Linked DNA regions of Homo sapiens: all the other regions are linked to region 3. A link is an interaction called in ENCODE POLR2A ChIA-PET data of the cell type or tissue named here. Cell type or tissue: MCF 10A. All regions are shown on one strand. Each heading gives the region's core, and the rest is flanking DNA. Links, peaks and the distances in the headings are about the cores only.

Evidence for each region. Peaks named below come from ENCODE experiments on the same cell type or tissue, not always from the same donor. Only the 100,000 strongest peaks of a DNase experiment are listed, where the experiment ranks them.
Region 1: POLR2A ChIA-PET joins it to region 3 with 37 read pairs; 28 of 35 experiments call an interaction of 5 or more read pairs at or near these places.
Region 2: POLR2A ChIA-PET joins it to region 3 with 36 read pairs; 28 of 35 experiments call an interaction of 5 or more read pairs at or near these places.

What each region holds. Positions count from the first base shown.
Region 1 is chr9:137,186,407-137,193,054 of GRCh38, forward strand. It overlaps ANAPC2 (anaphase promoting complex subunit 2), which reads right to left and starts at 2,154. Exons shown (of 13, transcript NM_013366.4): 1 at 2,010-2,154; 2 at 1,075-1,697. The coding sequence starts at 2,126. It overlaps SSNA1 (SS nuclear autoantigen 1), which reads left to right and starts at 2,270. Exons shown (of 3, transcript NM_003731.3): 1 at 2,270-2,372; 2 at 2,660-2,859; 3 at 3,401-3,960. The coding sequence starts at 2,321. The coding sequence ends at 3,508. It overlaps TPRN (taperin), which reads right to left. Exons shown (of 4, transcript NM_001128228.3): 2 at 6,045-6,285; 3 at 5,853-5,959; 4 at 5,213-5,768. The coding sequence ends at 5,706. RefSeq lists an enhancer at 2,062-2,281 and a silencer at 2,312-2,661. In MCF 10A, for the core only: a CTCF peak has its summit at 2,855 (motif pointing right); DNase peaks (open chromatin) are centred at 2,255 and 2,675.
Region 2 is chr9:137,126,593-137,133,240 of GRCh38, forward strand. No RefSeq gene overlaps it. Among named protein-coding and RNA genes, the nearest start is that of GRIN1, 9.2 kb to the right of the region's middle. RefSeq lists an enhancer at 1,619-1,828 and silencers at 2,819-2,898, 3,259-3,768. In MCF 10A, for the core only: no CTCF peak of the experiment used is centred there; a DNase peak (open chromatin) is centred at 3,199.
Region 3 is chr9:137,238,129-137,244,776 of GRCh38, forward strand. It overlaps TUBB4B (tubulin beta 4B class IVb), which reads left to right and starts at 3,159. Exons shown (of 4, transcript NM_006088.6): 1 at 3,159-3,289; 2 at 3,593-3,701; 3 at 3,783-3,893; 4 at 4,368-5,579. The coding sequence starts at 3,233. The coding sequence ends at 5,428. CIMIP2A (ciliary microtubule inner protein 2A) reads right to left here. Exons shown (of 7, transcript NM_001001710.3): 5 at 6,514-6,608; 6 at 6,043-6,160; 7 at 5,471-5,660. The coding sequence ends at 5,572. RefSeq lists silencers at 2,184-3,003, 3,334-3,563. In MCF 10A, for the core only: no CTCF peak of the experiment used is centred there; DNase peaks (open chromatin) are centred at 2,313, 2,993 and 3,553.

The DNA.
Region 1 (6,648 bases), core at 258-4,257, 53 kb before region 3:
TAGCCCAGAACAGCCCCATGCCAGGACTGCCCTGCCTGTAGAGTGCATGCAGCACACACACACACACACACCCAGCACACACCTCCCCACAATCCTCAGCTGTGGGGGGCGGTTGTACCAAAGGCTTCAAGAAGCCACTGGGAGCACAGAGCACTCCCAGGCTCTGCTGTCCCCGCCCAGCTGGCCTCTATCCAGGTAGGGACACTGGCCTTCCCCATGTGATCAGTGGCAGCAGGTGTGGCTGTCGGGGGCCCTAGCCTTATCTCCTAGGATCAACTCTGAAACGACAACCAACTGCACTGCTACCCTGGCCGCAGAGGTACAGATGCCACTGTTTGTGCCTTTCAGTGCAGTCTCTGGTCTACAGTGACAAAAGGACTCAAGAGGAGGATGAGAAAAGTTGCCGTGTAACTTTTGCAGGGATGAGCCCAACAGAAGCCCTTCACGGTCTCCCTGACCCCTGCCAGCAAAAGGAGCACTCCTTTAGTCCACCTTTAGTCCACCTAAGACCTCTCAAGTAGCTGCATGGCTACACCCCCGTTCAATGTGACAAAACCACCACAAATGGCCAAGGGTATGACAATTGCTAGAGAACTACAACAGGACCTGTCTCTCACAACAAACCCCTCTCCTCTCCAAACTAACAAGAGACTGCTTGCCCTCACAGTGACCTGATCTTCCTGGAGAGAAGCAGCAGCAAGCTTCTGTTCACAATTACAGGGCAAGGAATGTCGACGAGGGTGAGAATCATTCCTCCCCAGGATCGACAAAAGGCACAGTGGAATTCTGCAGAGTCCAGGAAGTTTGGAGTTGCTAAGAAATTTGCTGCTGCAGACACAAGCCACATAGGGCCTTACCAGGGTCAAGGCATGAATCTGTGGGACTGAAGGTGAGTGACAGAAGAGAGACACCTGTGTCCAGGACACGCTGCACAGGAATCCCTGGGACTCTCTCTCTGTCATGTTCCTGGTTATCAGGACGGCTCACCAGCTTTCTGCTGAGGCCAGCTGGACCCAGGGGAGCAGCGGGGAACCAGAAGGAGCAAGGGCATGGCCATCGGGACAGACTACTCACAAGACCTGGCTGAGCTGATGGAACTGCTCCAGAGCCTGGCGACACCAGCACTGTTGCTTGTCACTGCTGCACCCTGCACACAGCGGGCTCTGCAGGAGCCGGTAGTACCGGCGACGGGCATACCGGCTGTCCAGCTCCCCTTCCAGTTCCGGGTCTGTGCCCCCTTCCCCCTTCCTCTTACTCTGCATATAGACTCTCAAGAAGCACCCATACAGACGCTGGATCATCTCTTGGAAGGTTCTGGGGGTGCTAAAGAACAAGACTCCGCGCAACATAGTGTGGACTTCTTCTCGCAGCCCCTGAGCACCAGTGCCCATCAGCAAGCCCAGGCGAGTCCATTTCTCCAGCAGCTCTAGGCTACGCAGGTAGGGATCCAGGCGGCTCTCCAGCAGGCCAAAAGCGTCAAGGAGTAGCAAAAGGCACTGGGGCTCATCCGCAGAGTTCTCGCATTGGGAGATGGCATTCCAGAACTCAGGGGAGATGTTGGCCTGCAGATCGTTCTGCAGCACCTCCACGAACCACTCCTCCAGGACCGAGTGTAGCCCGTGGCCCCTCAGAACCTCCACCGCCGCCCGGAGCTCCTCTTCCTTTGGCGGGACTGCACCGCTGGTCCGGGAAGACACCTGGGGTGCAGAAAACCGTGAGGCGAGGGGAACACAACATAGAGGTGGGGAGAGGCGGGGAAGGGAAGAAGCTGAGGGGGAGGCTGCAAAAACTCCGCTGCCCCCTGTCCGTGCTGCCCGGACGTTGGGCCGAAGCTATGGAAGGGCTGTCAGCGGAGCTGAACGAAACGAAACGGAAAGGTGGTGGAAAATGGCAGGACAGGACAGAGGCGGATGATGGACAGAGCCGTATGAACCCGAGGGTAGCGGCCCCAAAGCGCGTACGGTCCCGGAAACTCCGCGCGGGGCCGCCCCTCTCTTCCCAGGCCTCACCAGCCCCAGCGCAGCCGGCGGCACCAGGCCGGTGCTCACGGTGTTCCAGGCCACTAACAACTCCTGTCCGGGCCGGGAGTCGCTGTCCCCCTCCGCCACCACAACTGCCGCCGCCATCTGCACCCACCGACTCCGAGATTCGCTCGGCGCGGCGCGCGGCGATGACGCACGTCTGCACGCGCAGCCATGACGCGCACAAGGCGCTCAGCGATGACGCGCTAGTTCGGCGCGCCGTGGGGGAGTCGTGCGCAGGCGCGGACAGCGCTGCTTCCGCGGCGGTTGGGGTGGTGGGGCCCCGGGCGGCGTTGACCATGACCCAGCAGGGCGCGGCGCTGCAGAACTACAACAACGAGCTGGTCAAGTGTGAGCGGCGCAGCCGGGACGGGGAGGTCGGGAGGGCCGCAGGGCCGGGTTCCCGGCTCGCAGCGGGGTGCCCCTGGACCCGCCTCGCTGCGGGCATCGCGCGGCTGAGCAGAGCCCTCCGTGCCGGAGGCCGGGTGTCCGTGGCCCGAGCCCTCGCTGGCTCGCAGGCCCCGCGCCGGGCGCTCGGGGGTGGTGCCTGACTCTGGCTTCCTCGGGTGGAAGGAGGCCCGCCCTCCGCCGCCGCGCTCCTGCCCTGGGCCCACAGCGCCGCCCCTCCCGGCCCCCAGGCATAGAGGAGCTGTGCCAGAAGCGGGAGGAGCTGTGCCGGCAGATCCAGGAGGAGGAGGACGAGAAGCAGCGGCTGCAGAATGAGGTGAGGCAGCTGACAGAGAAGCTGGCCCGCGTCAACGAGAACCTGGCACGCAAGATTGCCTCTCGCAACGAGTTCGACCGGACCATCGCGGAGACGGAGGCCGCCTACCTCAAGGTGGAGCTCGGGAGGCCAGGCCGAGCATCAGGGGATAGGCACGGCAGGGGTGTTGCCACGGCAAGGCGTCAGGACCGGCTGGGGCTCCCGGCTGTGGGCAGTCTGTGCCTCGCTGGCATTTCGGGCAGGGGCAGCGTGGCCAGGCCCATTGAGGAACCCAGGCTGCTGTGGGAGTGACTGTGGGGCTGTCTGTGGGGCCTGGGGCATCCTGGGTCCTGGTCTTTATCCGGTTCTCGCTAGCCATGTGGTTATTTCTGCTCAGTGTGAAGAGCCAGGTCTTGGGCAGAGCACCCAGCACGGGCCAGTGCTAACCCAGCCTGGCTTTGAGGGTGGAGAGGAAGTGTTTTGGGTCAGATTCCGGAGGGAAGAGGGCCCTGCCACCCCGTCTGCCAGTCCCCTTGGGCTTCCGCCTTCCCCCACACAGGATCCCTTGGCTACAGCACCCCCAGCCAGGTCCCAGCACCTGAGTGTGAGGACAGCTGGGGCTTAGGACCTTACCAACAGGTGAACATTAACAACCTTCTCACTTCTCTGGCCCCAGATCCTGGAGAGCTCCCAGACTTTGCTCAGCGTTCTCAAGAGGGAAGCTGGGAACCTGACCAAGGCTACAGCCCCAGACCAGAAAAGTAGCGGCGGCAGGGACAGCTGACCAGACCACGGGCAGGGCCTGCCTCCGTGTGCCCCTCAGCTCAGCCCCAGCAAGTGTGTGCTCAGAGCATCTTTGTTCTTCACGGCAGCAGCTACCTTCCCTCACTGTCTCAGGTGCCGAGAGGGGCAGGTGCCAGCCTCCACTGGCATCAGTGACAAGCCCAGGGCACAGCCCACCCGGGGGTCCTCGCTTCATGCTCACACAGGCTATGGGGATGGTGGGCTCCAGGTCAGCTCTGCAAGGGGCTTGTCTCTGTGGCACCCACACTCCTGCCCTGCCAGGGAGGCTCTGGTTGTCTGAGCACCATGGGGGCCCCCTCACCTTGTCCCTCCTCAGCCAGCAGAGGCCCAGGGCAAGGGACAGGAGGACAGGGGTTCTCCTTCACCACAGAACCCAAACCTCAGGTCTCACCCCTGTGGCCTGTGATTATGAATAAAGATTATCTTTGTAAAGATCCGTGCCAGCCTGCTGCTTGCCCGTATCAACAGCATGGGGCTGCCAGACACCTGCAGAGCCAGAGCCTGAGGCTCCCCCTTGGGAGAGGAGGGAGGAGGGTCTGGAGTGGCCTCCCTGTGACTGCCCCACTAGCCTCAGGGACACCGCTGAGGGTGCCCACCCTCCCCAGGCCAGCCCCACCCTGAGCCCTCCCCAGCAGGGCCGCCGGTCCTCTTCCCCTGACTGGCCCACGGCTCACCCTCCTCTCAGGAGCTCTGCTTGCTCGTCCTGTTCTCTGCCACACCCTGGTGGCCAGCATAGGACCCAGCCCAGAGAGACAGCTGGGGATGCCAAGCATATCCAGCAGCTGCCTCAGATTCAGGTCCCTCTCAGCAAGGACTGGGGGGAGTTCACACCCCCCACCCCCGTCGGTTCCTCAGTTGCAAGTTTTGCTTGGCCTGATGACACCACTGCTGCCACCAGGCCCTGCTGCCCACCTTTCCCTGGCCGCACACCAAGCACTGGCCACTTCCATCCTTCCATGTGCCCTGGGGCCTCTGTTTTGTCCCTGCAGCAACCAAGCATGGCCCGAGGACTGGGCCGATTTGGGAGGCATGTGTTGATCCAGAGGGTCCAGAAAAGAGCTGGGCCTAACCCGACCAGGGAAATACACCAAACTCTCCTTCCGCCGGAGTTTGGCCAGACAGCATCTCTTTATCTCTTTGCTCTTAGGTTTGATCCTCCAGGGAGGAAATGGTGCTTGGGTTCCATGGGCTGTAAACAGCCCCAGCTCTGGCCGTCTGAGGCAGGCGCTGCTCCCGGCCTGCCTCATCCTGTGGGTCGGGGGGCACGCCAAGCCCAGCAGAAGACACCGTCCCCTGTGCTGCCCTCATGCTGCCCTTCCCTTGGTCCCTCCCCAGGCTCTGGGCCCCTCAGAGAAGCCACTTCAGGCCCAACAGCTGCAACACTCTCACCCTCCCACCTGAAGTCTAGGCCCCTGACAGCAGGCCTGTCATCCTACCTCCCACAGTGCCAGCTCTGGGAGGCTGGGGTGGAGGGGCAACAGGTTAACAGGCCATGGAAGTTGGGAGGTCAGAGCCTTGGCCACTGGGACATCAAGGAGTGGGGGTACCAGATCGGGGTCACCTCCCACACACCCTGGCATAGACGTGCAAACTGGGGCCCACTGGACCCCATGTGGCCTCTTCCTGCAGAGACCTCCCCCTGCTCCCTTCTCAGCCAAGGACCACGCAGTGGGGACACCAGCAGCCTTGTCCAGTGCTGTTTATTGAGTCCATCATCAGAGGCAGGAAAGACGCCACTCATCACAGAGGGCATGTGGGCTGCGGGCAGGGGCTTAGGGTCCTGCAGAGGACAAGTAGCTGGGACAGCCCTTCACCCCGACACCCCATGGCCACTGTGAGGCAGGCTGAGGAGACAGGACAGGGAATGGCCAGGTGCAGAATCTGCACAGCCCCCTGCCGGGTCGCAGATGGCCACCACCCAGCAGGCCCCTGGCACTCACCCACAGGCAGTTCCCCACCCCACTTCCCCCTTGGACCCTCCCAAATCAGGGCCGGGGAGTGAGACCCAGACCTGGCCCCGATGGCAGGAGGCACCCTAGCTGCTTCCAGGGCCAGGAGGGGTGGGTGGGATACAGTGAGGCCAAACAAGGCAGAAGCGGGTGCAGTAGTCCCTGGCTACTGCCCAGCTTCCGGGACTCCCACAGCTGGGCTCAGCCTTGGTCCTGGCAGTGCTGGGCTCAGAAATACAGGGCTGGCTCGCTGCGGAAGTCCGAGAGGTCATTCTGACTGGCGGGTGTGAGCTGAAAGTGAGAGGACAGAATGTGGACACATGGGCTCGCCCGGGTGTCAGACTCCCCCCAGCGCTCCACTCCCCCGCATCTCACCATGGCCTCCACGGGCGGGGGCTCTGCCTCCCTCGGGGCCTGCTCCAGCGCCTGCTCCTGCCACTTGCTGAAGGCCACAGAGTGCTTCGGGGTGTAGCTGGACAGGCCTGTGAATGGAGGTGCACATGCAGACGTGGACACAGACCAGGCTCCACCCCTCCCAGGCTGCCTGTCCCCCAGGTGGGCACTCACCTGAGCTACCCTCTGGCAGCCGAGAGCTCTCGGGTCTCACGCTGCTCACAAACGTGGCCCGGGGCAGGAAGAGTGCAAAGGGCTTCTCCTCTGAGCCGGATCCCTCTTCCTCCTCTTCCTCTTCCTCCTCCTCCTCCTCCTCCTCCTCCTGCTGGTCCACCTCTTCCTCCTGCTCTAGGGAGCTCTCGGAAGGGTACTCAAATGTGGTCTGCAGGCTTTTGTCGTTGAAGGAGATCTTCATCTGGGAGTGAGAGTCACGTGAACGAGGGCTGAGGGCCCACATGGGCACAGTGATGCCAGGGGCTCAGGTTCAGCCCTCAGGATGAGGCTGACCCAAGTGGGGCGCCAGACACACCATCAACCGTTCCGGGGGCTCCAGGAGGGGGCACAGAGCTCTCCAGCTGGACCCTGCAGGCGTCCATCCCTCCACCCTGGGGGTCAACCTCCCCTCCCCATTCCAGCCAGGGACCAAACGCTGACCAGGACCAGGAGCCCAAAGCCTCTGGGTCCCCAGAAGCCTCTAGACCAGCTCCTGGAGCTACCATCTCAGGCCCCTCCTGCTCTGCTGTCTGGGCAGAGTGCCAGCTGGGGGGAAACTGGGGTG
Region 2 (6,648 bases), core at 1,017-5,016, 110 kb before region 3:
CCACCCACCTGGGCCTCCCAAAGTGCTGGGATTACAGGCGTGAGCCACTGCGCCCGGCCATACATCTTTATAATTGCTATAATGTGTTCATGAATTGACCCTTTTATTACTATATAATGTCCTTATATCATGTAATAATTTTTTTTTATTTTGAAACGGGGTCTTTTTCTGTTGCCCAGCCTGGAGTGCAGTGGTGCAATCATAGTTCATGACTGCCTCAAACTCCTCGACTCCCACAATCCTCCTGCCTCAGCTGCCTGAGTAGCTAGGACTATAGGTCCTAATTTATTTTATTTTTTGTAGAGACGGGATGTCACTATTTTGACCAGGCTGCTTTTGAACTTCCTGTCTCACTTGATCCTCCCACCTCAGCTTCCTCAAGTTCTGAGATTACAGGCATGAGCCACTGTGCCCAGTCCATCCTTTTACTTTCAATCTATTTAAATCTACTTCTCAACAGCATCTGGAATTTGGCCATTCTCCTTCCTGAACCGTATCTTCAATGATGAGATGTTTTCCTGGTTCTCTGGCTGCCCTTGCCCTCCTCCCTGACCCCAATCTTCTCAGTCTGGTGGCACTCAGGACTAGGCCTGGCCCCTTCTTCCAACCTTTCCGGACGACAAAAACCATCTATACCTAGGGACTCCTAAAACCTGTCTCCCCTGGCAGACTCTGATCCCGGCACCACCTGCCCACCAAGGTCTCCATGGCGCCTCCCAGGCATCTCACAGTGGGCAGATCCAAAACGGAGCTCCTCAGTGTCCCCAAGCCAGAGCCTGCACAGCCTTTGCTGGCCCCTCCACCCAGGGACCCGCCCTCCTTTTCCCAAGGCCCACTCCTGCGGAGCCCTCCTCCCCCACTCAGCTTTTCCCACAGCCAGGCAGCTCTCCTGGCCTCCTGCCCTCCAGTGTCTCCACCCAGCCAGAGCAGTTTCACAGTAAACATCTCAGACCTCCAGTCCACGCCAAAATCTTCCCGCACATCAACTGAACCCTCCATGCTACCTCTGTAGCAGGACGAGCCGCAGACAAAACCCCTGACAACGGGTTAAAGACGGAAGTGGCGAGACTCCGTCTCAAAAAAAAAAAAAAAAAAGGAAGTGGCTTCATTCCGCGGGAACTTCGGCAGACTTGCGTCTTTAAGTACCGAGCTCCCTGAAAAAGAAATTCCCGGCCCTTTTAAGGGCTTACAACTCTAAGGGGTCCACATGGAAGGGTCCTGGTAGATTGAGTAAGCGCGGGAAATGTGACTAGGGGCTATGCATCAGCTCACAGAACAGAAAGTTTTACAATGCTTCTGCATACAACGTCTGGAATTTACAGATAACACAAGTAGTTCAGGTCAGGAGCTGATATTATTATTATAATTATTAACCACCAGGGCTGGGTGGTGGCGCCAAGGTCGTCTGGCTATTTATCTTACTTCTGTTTCTTTCCAACTGTTTGCTTTCTCCCTTTCCTCCTGCCTTATAAACTAGGCAAGGTGGGGAGAGGAGGCCAGCAGGAAAAGTGGTGGTCTGCTTCCTTACCTCCAGGACCTGTAGGACCACGGATGGACTGAGACAACCCCCACTCCGTCTCCCAGCCCTGGGAATTTCACCGTCTCAAATATGCCAAGGTCCTCCTTGCCTCAGGCAGTTTCGCTCAGGCTCAAGTCAGCCCCCTCCCCACCCTGCCCGGTGCCAGCAGCTTCTCAGCCCTCAGATCTTGCCTTCAGTGCCGCAGCCTCCGCTGAGCCCTCAGAACCAGCCACGGTTCTTCCCCAGGGCCCTGCTCTTTTCCACACAGGACGTACACATGTGCCACCTGCCTCTGCCTGTCTGTGGCTGGCTTCTCACCAGCCTCTCCTACAAATCTGTTTTATTCATCTCTGCAGTCAGAACTAAAACGGCAACTGGCCACGGTAGGCGTTCAAGGAGAATGAAACAAAGAATATGCCTGTTTCTTCCCAGCCAAGAATAGGTTGTGCTCCCAGAGACAGACACAAAAGGGACTCAGAAAGGCATGCTCTGAGTTGAGAGTCTCAACTGAATCTCAGTGACTCTCCGACTGAGAGTCTATAACGCCCTTAAGCCAAAGACCACTGCAAACACGCCTGTAGTTAAACAAGTTGGGTCTTTTACTCTACGTACAAACACACCAGGTTGAGACGTTGAGGTGTCTCAGCAACAGGGTGTTCGGAGGAAACTATTACAGGATTTCACCTGTAGTTGGGTGATTTGGGGGATGATCTAAGGAAGGAGGATTTGGTTCTAGATTAGACGCACGCTGGAGCCCAGGAGGTCGAGGCCGCAGTGGGCCATGATCGCCACTGCGCTCCAGCCTGGGCGACTAAGCGAGACCTTGCCACAAAAACATAAAAAAAGATTAGACGCTGTGGGAAGGAAGAGGGTAATTCTCAGCTTATGATCGCTGCATGTGACAGGGTGAGCTGTGCGTTCCCTGCTTAGAATCAAGAAGAGGTCTTAGTTCATCTCACTTTGTCGTGGTGTCTGCGTGGCGCTTCATGCCTCACAGAACATGGGCTGGCTACGAGGGTCAAACCAGGCCACAGCAACGCGTCAGGGGCCGCTTGCTTTCTTAGGAGCAACAGGTCCAGAGGCTTCCGCTCCAAGAGGGACTGGGGCCTGGGCCAGGACCTTGCCGAAAAGCAAACGAAGCCCAGACAACCTGCTGGGGCTCCAACCCTTCCTCCCACCACCACCGCCCCGCAGAATTTGGGTCGCTGAGACCGCTGCAGGCGTGCCGACCACGGCTGCCCCGGCCCGGAAAGCAGATTTGCCCCTTTTTGCGGGGTAAGGGTGGAGAGGGCGGCGTCGGGGGGAGTCGAGTCTGCCCGCCCAGGCCCCGCTCGGAGCCGCAGGCTGGGAGGGCGGCGGGCGCAGCGACCCCGGGCCTCGGTCCGCCCGGCGCGGTCCTCACCCTGCAGCACAAGAGCCGCCGGCAGTTCTTGCTGTTGCCGTAGCTCTCGCCAAAGCTCTGCGTCACCGAAATGAAGTCCTGATGAAGCAGCGGCGGCGGATGCGTGGAAGGGGGCCTCGAGGAACCACCGGCGGCATCAGGAGACCCGGTCCTGTAAAAGACTGAGAGCTCCGCCTCTCCGATACTCGCGGGCAGCCATTGCGGCGCACAGAACCGTCCGCGTGTGAGCAGCGCGCACGCGCACGCAATGCGCCTCAACCCCGCAGCCTATGCGCCTGCACTGAGAGCTCACGGCTTGCGGCGCCTGCGTCTACCCCGCGCGCAGTCGCCACGGCAACAGGGCGGGCCTTGGTTCTGCTTCGGGCGTGGTCGGTGCATGGTCCTCCAGCACTGTTCGCCCCGCGGGTCTGGTCCTGGGTTCCTTTCGCCTCCTGTCGTCGGACGGCACCGGCTTTGCCCACGGCCTCGCGGGGAGACGCAGACACCCGGGACCCGGGGAGGCGCCCGGGCGCCGCCGCCATGTTGTCAGGGAGCGCCCGCTCCCAGCTCTTCGGTTCCGGGACCCGCGGCGCGGGGATGGGGCTGGGCCGCCCTTGGTAGCCGTCCTGGGCTGGGGGCCACCCTGGCCGCGTGGTCACCGGCAAGAAGCCCAGGGCCTCACCCGGGCGCGGCGTCGCGGGGGCCGAGGGAAGGACCGGACCCTCCCGAGGTCGCGGACCCGGCCGGCTGGGGCGAGGCTGGGGTGGCCCCTACCCCGAGCTAAGCTGGCCGCGCCGCATCTCACCGTCGCCGGGGCCCGAGCGCTGCGCCTGGACCGGCGCCGAGCGAGGGGGCCAAGCGGCCGGCTGGACCCACAGTCCCCGCGCCATAGGCGGGTCGGGGCTTTCAGACTCGGCTCCAGCCCTCAAACCTGGTAGCCTTGGAGGTCAGCTTGAGATGACTGCGCTTCCTGCGCGCGTTGTCCTCCCCAGAAACGCTCAAAATGGCAAAGCGGCGTCCGTGGCCGCCGGAGGCCTGTGTTCTCCCCTGCCGAACCTCACGCGCGGCCCCTCCCTCATTTTCTTCTGGCCAGGCTGCCCCCTGCCCCTTGGGCGATTCTGCTGCGTCCCACGGTCCTGGCTGTGGCATTTCTGGGTGTTTGGAGGGCTCCCCCGGCAACGACGTCTAATGTCTATAATCCCGGCCCTTTGGGAGGTCGAGGGGGGGCGGGGGATCACTTGAGGTCAGGGGTTCAAGACCAGCCTGGCCAATATAGTGAAACTCCGTCTCTACTAAAAATACAAAAAATAGCTGGGTGTGGTGGCGGTTGCCTGTAGTCCCAGCTACTCGGGAGGCTGAGGCAGGAGAATCGCTTGAACCCGGGAGGCAGAGGTTGCAGTGAGCCGAGATCGCCTCGTTGCACTCCAGCCTGGGCAACAGAGCGAGCCTCCGTCTCATAAGATTAAAAATAAATAAGAAATCACAAAAAATTAGTACGTATTTTGAGCTGAATAAAAATGGAAATATGCACATGAAAATGTATAGGATGCAGCTAATACAGTGCTTAGAGAAAGTTATAACTGCAAACTCTTAACGTTAGAAGAGGTGAGGCCGAGAACAGTGGCTCACCCCTGCGATCCCAATGCTTTGGGAGGAGACTGAGGCCGACCCCGGAGGATTGCATGAGCCCAAGAGTTTGAAATTAGCCTGAGCAACACGGTGAAGCTCCATCGCTACAAAAAAATATGAATTAAAAGGCCGGGCGCGGTGGCTCATGCCAGTAATCTCAGCACTTTGGGAGGCCAAGGCGGGCAGATCACGAGGTCAAGAGTTTGAGACCAGCCTGGCCAATACAGTGAAACCCCGTCTCTACTAAAAATACAAAAAAAAAAAAAAAAAATCTAGCTGGGTGTGGTGGCGGGCACCCCAGCTACTTGGGAGGCTGAGGCAGGAGAATTGCTTGAACCTGGAGGGCAGAGGTTCCAGTGAGCCAAGATCGTGCCACTGCACTCCAGCCTGGGTGATAGAGCGAGACTCCATCTCAAAAAAAAAAAAAAAAATAGGTGTGTTGATGCACACCTCTAGTCCCAGGTACTTGACAGGCTTAGAAAGTGGATCCCTTGAGCATGGGAGGTGGAGACTGCAGTGAGCTAGGATTGCACCACTACACTCCAATCTTGGCAACAGAGTGAGACCGTGTCCCCCCCGCCCCCCCCCCCCACACACACACACAAAATCCAAGCTATTCGGAAGACTAAGGCGCGAGAATTGCTTGAGCCTGGGAGGCAGAGGTTACCGTGAGCCGAGAATACACCATTGCACTCCAGCCTGGGCGACAGAGTGAGACTGTCTCAAAAAAAAAAAAAAGAAAGAAAAAAGGAAGTCAGTGAACTAGAACGCGGAAAAACAACAGAACATCTATGAAATAGAAAGTTTTTATTTATTCACTTATTTTTTTTCGAGACAGAGTCTTCTCTGTCGCTCAGGCTGTAGGTGCAGTGGTGCTATCTTGGCTCACTGCAACCTCTGCCTCCTGGATTCAGCGATTCTCCTGCCTCAGCCTCCGGAGTAGCTGGGATTACAGGCGCCTGCCACCACACCCAGCTAATTTTTGTAGAGACAGGGTTTCACCAATGTTAGCCAGGCTGGTCTCTAACTCCTGACCTCATGACCCACCTGCCTCGGCCTCCCAAAGTGCTGGAATTTCAGGCGTGAGCCACCGCACCCGGCCTGAAATAGAAAGTTCTGGCCGGGCGCTGTGGCTCACGCCTGTAATCCCAGCACTTTGGGAGGCCAAGACGGGCGGATCACGAGGTCAGGAGATCGAGACCATCTTGGCTAACACGGTGAAACCCCGTTTCTACTAAAAATACAAAAAATTAGCCGGGCGTGTTGGCGGGCGCCTGTAGTCCCAGCTACTCGGGAGGCTGAGGCAGGAGAATGGCGTGAACCCAGGAGGCGGAGCTTGCAGTGAGCTGAGATCGCGGCCACTGCACTCCAGCCTGGGGGACACAGCGAGACTCCGTCTCAAAAAAAAAAAAAAAAAAAAAGAAAGAAAGTTCTTAAAAAGTTGTTTCTTAGAAAAGATCAACAAATTTGATAAATGTTTAGCTAAACTGGCCAAGAAAAAACTAAAATTAGGAATAAAAGAGGGGCTATCACTACTGCCCTTCCAGATACAAAACGATTGTTAGAGAATACTACGAACAACTTTATGTCAATAAATCAAGCAGCTTAGATGAAATGGACAAATTTCTTAAAGCATATAAATTGCTGGCCGGGCACGGTGGCTCACGTCTATAATCCCAGCACTTTGGGAGTCCGAGATGGGCCTCAGGATTACCTGAGGTCAGGAGTTCGACACCAGCCTGGCCAATATGACGAAATCCCATCTCTACAAAAAAATACAAAAAAATTAGCCGGGCGTGGCGGCGGGCACCTGTAATCCCAGCTACTCGGGAGGCTGAGGCAGGAGAATTGCATGAACGGTGGAGGTTGCAGTGAGCTGAGATCGGGCCACTGCACTCCAGCCCTGGGAGATAAGAGCAAAACTCTGTCTCAAAATAAATAAATAAATAAATAAATAAATAAATAAATAGCCAAAACCAACTCCCAAAGAATAAAAAATCTGAATATAGCTATAAAGAAATTGAGTTAGTAATTTTAAATCTTTCTACAAGAAAAAGAAAAATGCTCAGGCCTAATCAATTTCACTAGTAAATTCTACCAAAAATTTCGGATAGAATTA
Region 3 (6,648 bases), core at 1,402-5,401:
CAGCCAATACTGTCTGCCTGCTGTCCCTGCCTGGCGGTAACACACCCTCCCACTGGGACCATGGCCACCAGTAAACAGAGCCTTCGTTGTGGATCCTCCGACAGCTGCAGGAGGAGGAGGGCAGGTGCCCAGCACTCCCACAGCCACGCCTGCCCCGCTTCCCTGCCCTTCTGGCCCTCCTTGGACCACATCCTGCCTGGCCACAGACCCCAGGCCCAGGAGTTGGTCCTCCTGCCCCACACTATCCCGCCTCTCCATCCTGCAGCAGGGCACCTTGGCTCAGGGTGGGACCTACAGAGCCTTCCCCAACCAGTTTTGTGCAACAGGGGTGGCTGCTGTCCTTGTTGGGCTCAGGCCCAGGCTTCAGGGTGTCTACTGCTGTCTTGTCCCCAGCCAGTGTCCACCTCACCAGGGCAATGCAAGGGCAAAGTAGGCAAGCTGGTGCCATGGCGAGCTCTGGGGCTCTCACCTGGGCAGGTGACACCTGTGAAACGGGTGGCACACTGACCTCCCAGCCCTGTGGGCACTGGTCACAGGAAGCAGGGGCCTTTACTGGAGAGGGGTTGGGAGACTCTGACAAGGTGCAGGAATGCCACACACCTCAAAGAGCAGCCTCAGTTGGGCTCTGCACAGTTCACTGAGGAAAAAAACAGAGCTTCTCCTTCTCCCCTTTGTGACAACTCAATGTTATGAGACTCCAACATGTCCCTGACTACTGCCTGGACAGCTGAGCTACTCTGCAGGACCCCAGGATGCCCTGGGCACTAGGAGAAACCTGGGATGGCTGGCAGCAACCTGTGCACCCCTCAGGCCGCTGCAGGACCCCAGTCCCTCTGAGGGTCAAGGCCTGTGTCACAGTGGTCACTGGAAGCCAGGCCCGCCTTCCTGGGCTGATCTGTGGGGGAGGCCACCCTCCTGGACAGGATGGCAAACTGGCAACAGACCCCCGAGGAGTGAGCACAGCTGCAGGCCCTCGCCCCAGAAGGACAATGCTGATCCCCGCGCATGCTCCGGTGCTGCGTGTCCCGAGTTCTGGTATCGCGCATTATGTGGTGAAGACAGAGGTGCAGTCCCTCCAGGAAGAGAGAAATAAATAAGCAGATGTTGTTTCCAACAGCCTCCAATTGGGAGACAGATGCCCAGTGGCCAGAGCACAGGAGACTGTCAGGGCCGACCTGATGGTGTAATTTATTTAAAATGCTACAAAAATACAGCCAGGTGCAGTGGCTCATGCCTGTAATCCCAGCACTTTGGGAGGCCGAGGCGAATGAATCACAAGGTCAGTTCCAGACCAGCCTGGCCAAGATGGTGAAACCCCATCTCTATTAAAAATACAGAAATTAGCCGGGCGTGGTGGCGGGCGCCTGTAATCCCAGCTACTCGGGAGGCTGAGGCAGGAGAATCGCTTGAACCCGGGAGATGGAGGTTGCAGTGAGCCGAGATCATGCCACTGCACTCCAGCCTGAGCGACGGAGCCAGACTCTGTCTCAAAAAAAAAAAAAAAAAAAAATAGCCAGGCGTGGTGGTGCACACCTGTAGTTCCAGCTACTTGGGAAGGTGAGGCAGGCGAATTGCTTGAACCGGGGAGGCAGAGGTTGCAGCGAGCTGAGATTGCGCCACTGCACTCCAGCCTAGGCGACAAGAGCAAAACTCCATCTCAAAAAAAAAAGAAAAAAGCTACAAAAATGTAGAAGGCACGGCGGCTCATTCCCGTAAATCCGAGCACTTGGGGAGGCCGAGGCGGGCGGATCACTTGAGGTCAGGAGTTTCAGACCAGCTTGGCCAACATGGTGAAATCCCATTTCTACCAAAAATACAAAAATTAGCGGCGTGGTGGTGGGTGCCTGCAGTCCCACCTACTGGGGAGGCTGAGGCAGAAGAATCGCTTGAACCTGGGGGGGGGCGGGGAGCCAAGATCGCGCCACTGCACTCCAGCCCGGGAGACAGAGCGAGACTCTGTCTCAGAATAATAAATTAAGTAAAATAAAAATGCTGCAAAAATACAGCCCGTTTGTTTTTAAACAGGCGCAACCACATGTAATTCATTTTAAGTTTCTTTTCCCACCCAAGTAAAAATCAAGTCATAAATTAGGAAAAGCATTAACAGAAGTATGTTTCAGCCCCAGCGCGCTGACCTGTGGTTGGAATACCGGCCCTGGAGCCCGGAGGTCGGGGCCCACCCGCCGAGGGAGGTCTGGGCGCTGTCCTGGTCTCCACGGAGCTCGCGCACTCACGGGGCCGAGGCACCAAGGCGACCGGCGCAGAGCCAGCGCCGTCTCCACAACAGGGCAGGGCGCGCAGCTGCGGGGGAGGCCTCGCCCCTCCGCTCCCCTCCCCTGCCCTCCGCCCCGGCCCTCGGGGCGCGGCGTCCCCCACGTGCTCCCCTCACGCGACCGCGAGGGCAGTGGGCGTGCGGCACCCGGGAGCAGGAAACTCCGTGGCCTCTGCGGCTCTGTGGAGAGCTCCCCTCCACCGCCGCAGCCCCCGAGCCCGTGTATCTTCCTGCCTTTAAGGCATCGCAGCCTCCTCGGCCTGGAGGCCCCGGGCTCGCTCCGTGCGGACCCCGCTCCAGAACCCGCCCAGCGCGCAGATGCCGTGTCCCGGCGCAAGGCCAGAGAGGGCGCAACTCTGGACGTGGGGCCGCCACCGAGCCTGCCCTTCCCGGCTCCCGAAAGGCCCCGGGCTCAGAGCCAAGACTGCGCTTGCCCGAGGCCCGTCGGGCCCGCCCTCCCTCGGCGCCCCCAGCGCAGCTGCCCGCCGCCCGACCGGAAGCCCGCACTCGCGCCTGCGCCCCACCCCGTCCGCGCGCCGGCCGCGGCACTGCGGCGGTTACCAGGACGCTGAAGCAGCGCAGCCAATAGCGCCAGCCTGGCGGCGTGCTCCCGGCAGCCAGCCAATGAGACGGCAAATCAATCATTTGAAACACCCAATGGACGGAGCACTGCGGCGCCAGGAGGGGGATTGTGATAGGGAGATAGGAGGCTGCGGCTGACCAATAAAGACCAAACTGGCTTAAAAAGGCGGACCTTAGGCAGCTTGATTGACGGGGGCAAGGCCAATCAAACGAGGGAGCTTGCCAGCCTCGTTCTGGCAGCCCATTCCGAGACTAGCGGAGGCGGGCAGGGAGGGTATATAAGCGTTGGCGGAGCGTCGGTTGTAGCACTCTGCGCGCCCGCTCTTCTGCTGCTGTTTGTCTACTTCCTCCTGCTTCCCCGCCGCCGCCGCCGCCATCATGAGGGAAATCGTGCACTTGCAGGCCGGGCAGTGCGGCAACCAAATCGGCGCCAAGGTAAGTTGCCGGGGCGCTGGGGCCAGGCGGGCCTGCCGGGCGGTGTGGGCGGGCGGCCGGGGAAGATGGCGGCAGCAGCGGCCGGGCGGCGCCCCCGCATTGCGGCCGCCGGGCCCCCTCCGCGGGGAATTGGCCGAGCCGGGCGACCGAAGCCCCCAGGAACCCGGCGGCCAGGGCGCGCGGGGCGGGGGAGGGGCGGGGAGGGCCGGGCTGCCGCGCCCGTCCGGGGCGGGGCTGCCTCCCTGCGCACCGGCCGCGGTGACTCAGCCCCGGCCCGCCCGGGCCCGCCCGCGTCCCTTGTAGTTTTGGGAGGTGATCAGCGATGAGCACGGCATCGACCCCACGGGCACCTACCACGGGGACAGCGACCTGCAGCTGGAACGCATCAACGTGTACTACAATGAGGCCACCGGTGAGGCCCCGGCCCCTTCCCCGACCGCCCTCCGGGGACCCCGCGGCCCCTGCCTTGGCTGACGCCCTCCCGTCCCCGCAGGCGGCAAGTACGTGCCCCGCGCCGTGCTCGTGGATCTGGAGCCCGGCACCATGGACTCCGTGCGCTCGGGGCCCTTCGGGCAGATCTTCCGGCCGGACAACTTCGTTTTCGGTGAGCCGTGGCTGGGGACTGGGCGGCGGCTCAAAGGTCAAGGGGCTGCTCCAAGGGCACCGCCGTGGGAACTGCGCAGCCGGGGCCCCTGGACGCCCTCCTCTTCTCTGAGCCACTCAATCCCCTCTACTAAATCGGCTTTGGGAGCAAGGTCCAGCTGTCTGCCGAGGCGAGGAGCCGCCACACACGTAATCTCCCTGCAGGGAGCTGAGCTGGGGCAGTGGCTGTTCCTCTGTCCTTGGGAATTGGCAGTGGCCCCCCCGGGGAGGGGTTTGTTAAGCTGTCAGGTTTGGCCCCTGACTTAATTCGTAGCAGGGCAGGCTGCCGTCTTTTGGCTTTGAAGGGTCCGTTTGCTCTACCTCCAGGGTGAATTCTGTGGTCAGCTCACACCATGTCACTCGGCTTTTTTCGCATGGCGGTGACCAGTAGTGCTGTCTACCTGGCTGACAAATGATTAGCTGTGTTCTCTCACAGGTCAGAGTGGTGCTGGGAACAACTGGGCCAAGGGGCACTACACAGAAGGCGCGGAGCTGGTGGACTCGGTGCTGGATGTTGTGAGAAAGGAGGCTGAGAGCTGTGACTGCCTGCAGGGTTTCCAGCTGACCCACTCCCTGGGTGGGGGGACTGGGTCTGGGATGGGTACCCTCCTCATCAGCAAGATCCGGGAGGAGTACCCAGACAGGATCATGAACACGTTTAGTGTGGTGCCTTCGCCCAAAGTGTCAGACACAGTGGTGGAGCCCTACAACGCCACCCTCTCAGTCCACCAGCTCGTAGAAAACACAGACGAGACCTACTGCATTGATAACGAAGCTCTCTACGACATTTGCTTCAGAACCCTAAAGCTGACCACGCCCACCTATGGTGACCTGAACCACCTGGTGTCTGCTACCATGAGTGGGGTCACCACCTGCCTGCGCTTCCCAGGCCAGCTCAATGCTGACCTGCGGAAGCTGGCTGTGAACATGGTCCCGTTTCCCCGGCTGCACTTCTTCATGCCCGGCTTTGCCCCACTGACCAGCCGGGGCAGCCAGCAGTACCGGGCGCTGACCGTGCCCGAGCTCACCCAGCAGATGTTTGATGCCAAGAACATGATGGCTGCCTGCGACCCCCGCCATGGCCGCTACCTGACGGTTGCCGCCGTGTTCAGGGGCCGCATGTCCATGAAGGAGGTGGATGAGCAAATGCTTAATGTCCAAAACAAAAACAGCAGCTATTTTGTTGAGTGGATCCCCAACAATGTGAAAACGGCTGTCTGTGACATCCCACCTCGGGGGCTAAAAATGTCCGCCACCTTCATTGGCAACAGCACGGCCATCCAGGAGCTGTTCAAGCGCATCTCCGAGCAGTTCACGGCCATGTTCCGGCGCAAGGCCTTCCTGCACTGGTACACGGGCGAGGGCATGGACGAGATGGAGTTCACCGAGGCCGAGAGCAACATGAATGACCTGGTGTCCGAGTACCAGCAGTACCAGGATGCCACAGCCGAGGAGGAGGGCGAGTTCGAGGAGGAGGCTGAGGAGGAGGTGGCCTAGAGCCTTCAGTCACTGGGGAAAGCAGGGAAGCAGTGTGAACTCTTTATTCACTCCCAGCCTGTCCTGTGGCCTGTCCCACTGTGTGCACTTGCTGTTTTCCCTGTCCACATCCATGCTGTACAGACACCACCATTAAAGCATTTTCATAGTGTGTGGTTTCGCTTTGCCCATTCCTTCCAGTAGGCCCTCCGGGTGCTGTTGCCGAATGTCAGGGCGTAGTTGTCCTGCATGGCTGCGGGGAGCCAGGCTGCAGCTGAGCTGGGCTTATGTGCCCAGGACCAGCATGGGCTGGACACCCAGGCTTCAGAGAAGTGTGGGGCTGCCCTGGGCCCTGGGTATCTGCTTGGTGGGGAACTTGCTTGTTGAAGGCAGGCCTGTCCTGTTCCAGGTACCCAACCTTGGGGCTCGGCCTGTGTCTGGGACTTAGGTGGGTCCAGTGACCCCCCTTCCAAAAGGGGTAGGGAGGATGGCAGACAATCCTACCCCAACCAAGGTGGGACCCTGGTAATGGTCAGACAGGTGGTCCTGAACCAGCAATGAAGGGTGAGCAGGTAGAGCCGTCCCTCCCCACATTGGCCGGGGTGTGTCCATGTGACCCTGCCCACTCTACTCACCGGGGATGAACCCCATGTAGAAGGGGATCAGGCCTTGGCTGCTGTAGATGTGGTTGCTGGGCCAGTGTGTTCCAGGCAGCTTCTCGCCCAGGTCACAGTGGGGGTTTCTAAACAGGAACTGGGGAGACAGGAAGGTGCTAACAAGCTCCCTCCCCGGCAGGCAAACAGATAGTCAAGTTGTCCCAGTGGGGGCCTGGCCGGAGGGCCGGCACTCCGTGGGAAAGCTGCTAATGCTCCCAGCCTTCTGCATCCCCCTACCCCCGACTCCAAAACTTGAGTGCAGGGATCCAAGCAAGACTCAGGAGAGAGGGGTTGGGGCGGCACCTCCGGGGACAGGAGAGAGCCAGGCAGAGCCCCCTCCTCAGGCTTCTCAGGGAACCTGGCCTTCAAGGCACCCTCCAGGGAAGCTGCCAGGCAGGAGAGGAAGTGTGTGTGTGAGCTGGGAGCAGGCCCTGGATGGCGCTTTCCTACCTGGCTCTTGTCGAATTCGTCCATGGCTTGCATGACGCCGTCTCGGTAATTCAACCCCATTACCCAGGTGAAACGGGGAATGAAGCCAGCATAGCCTGGGGGTAGGCAGATGTACGGGCTACCCCAAGCCCCCTT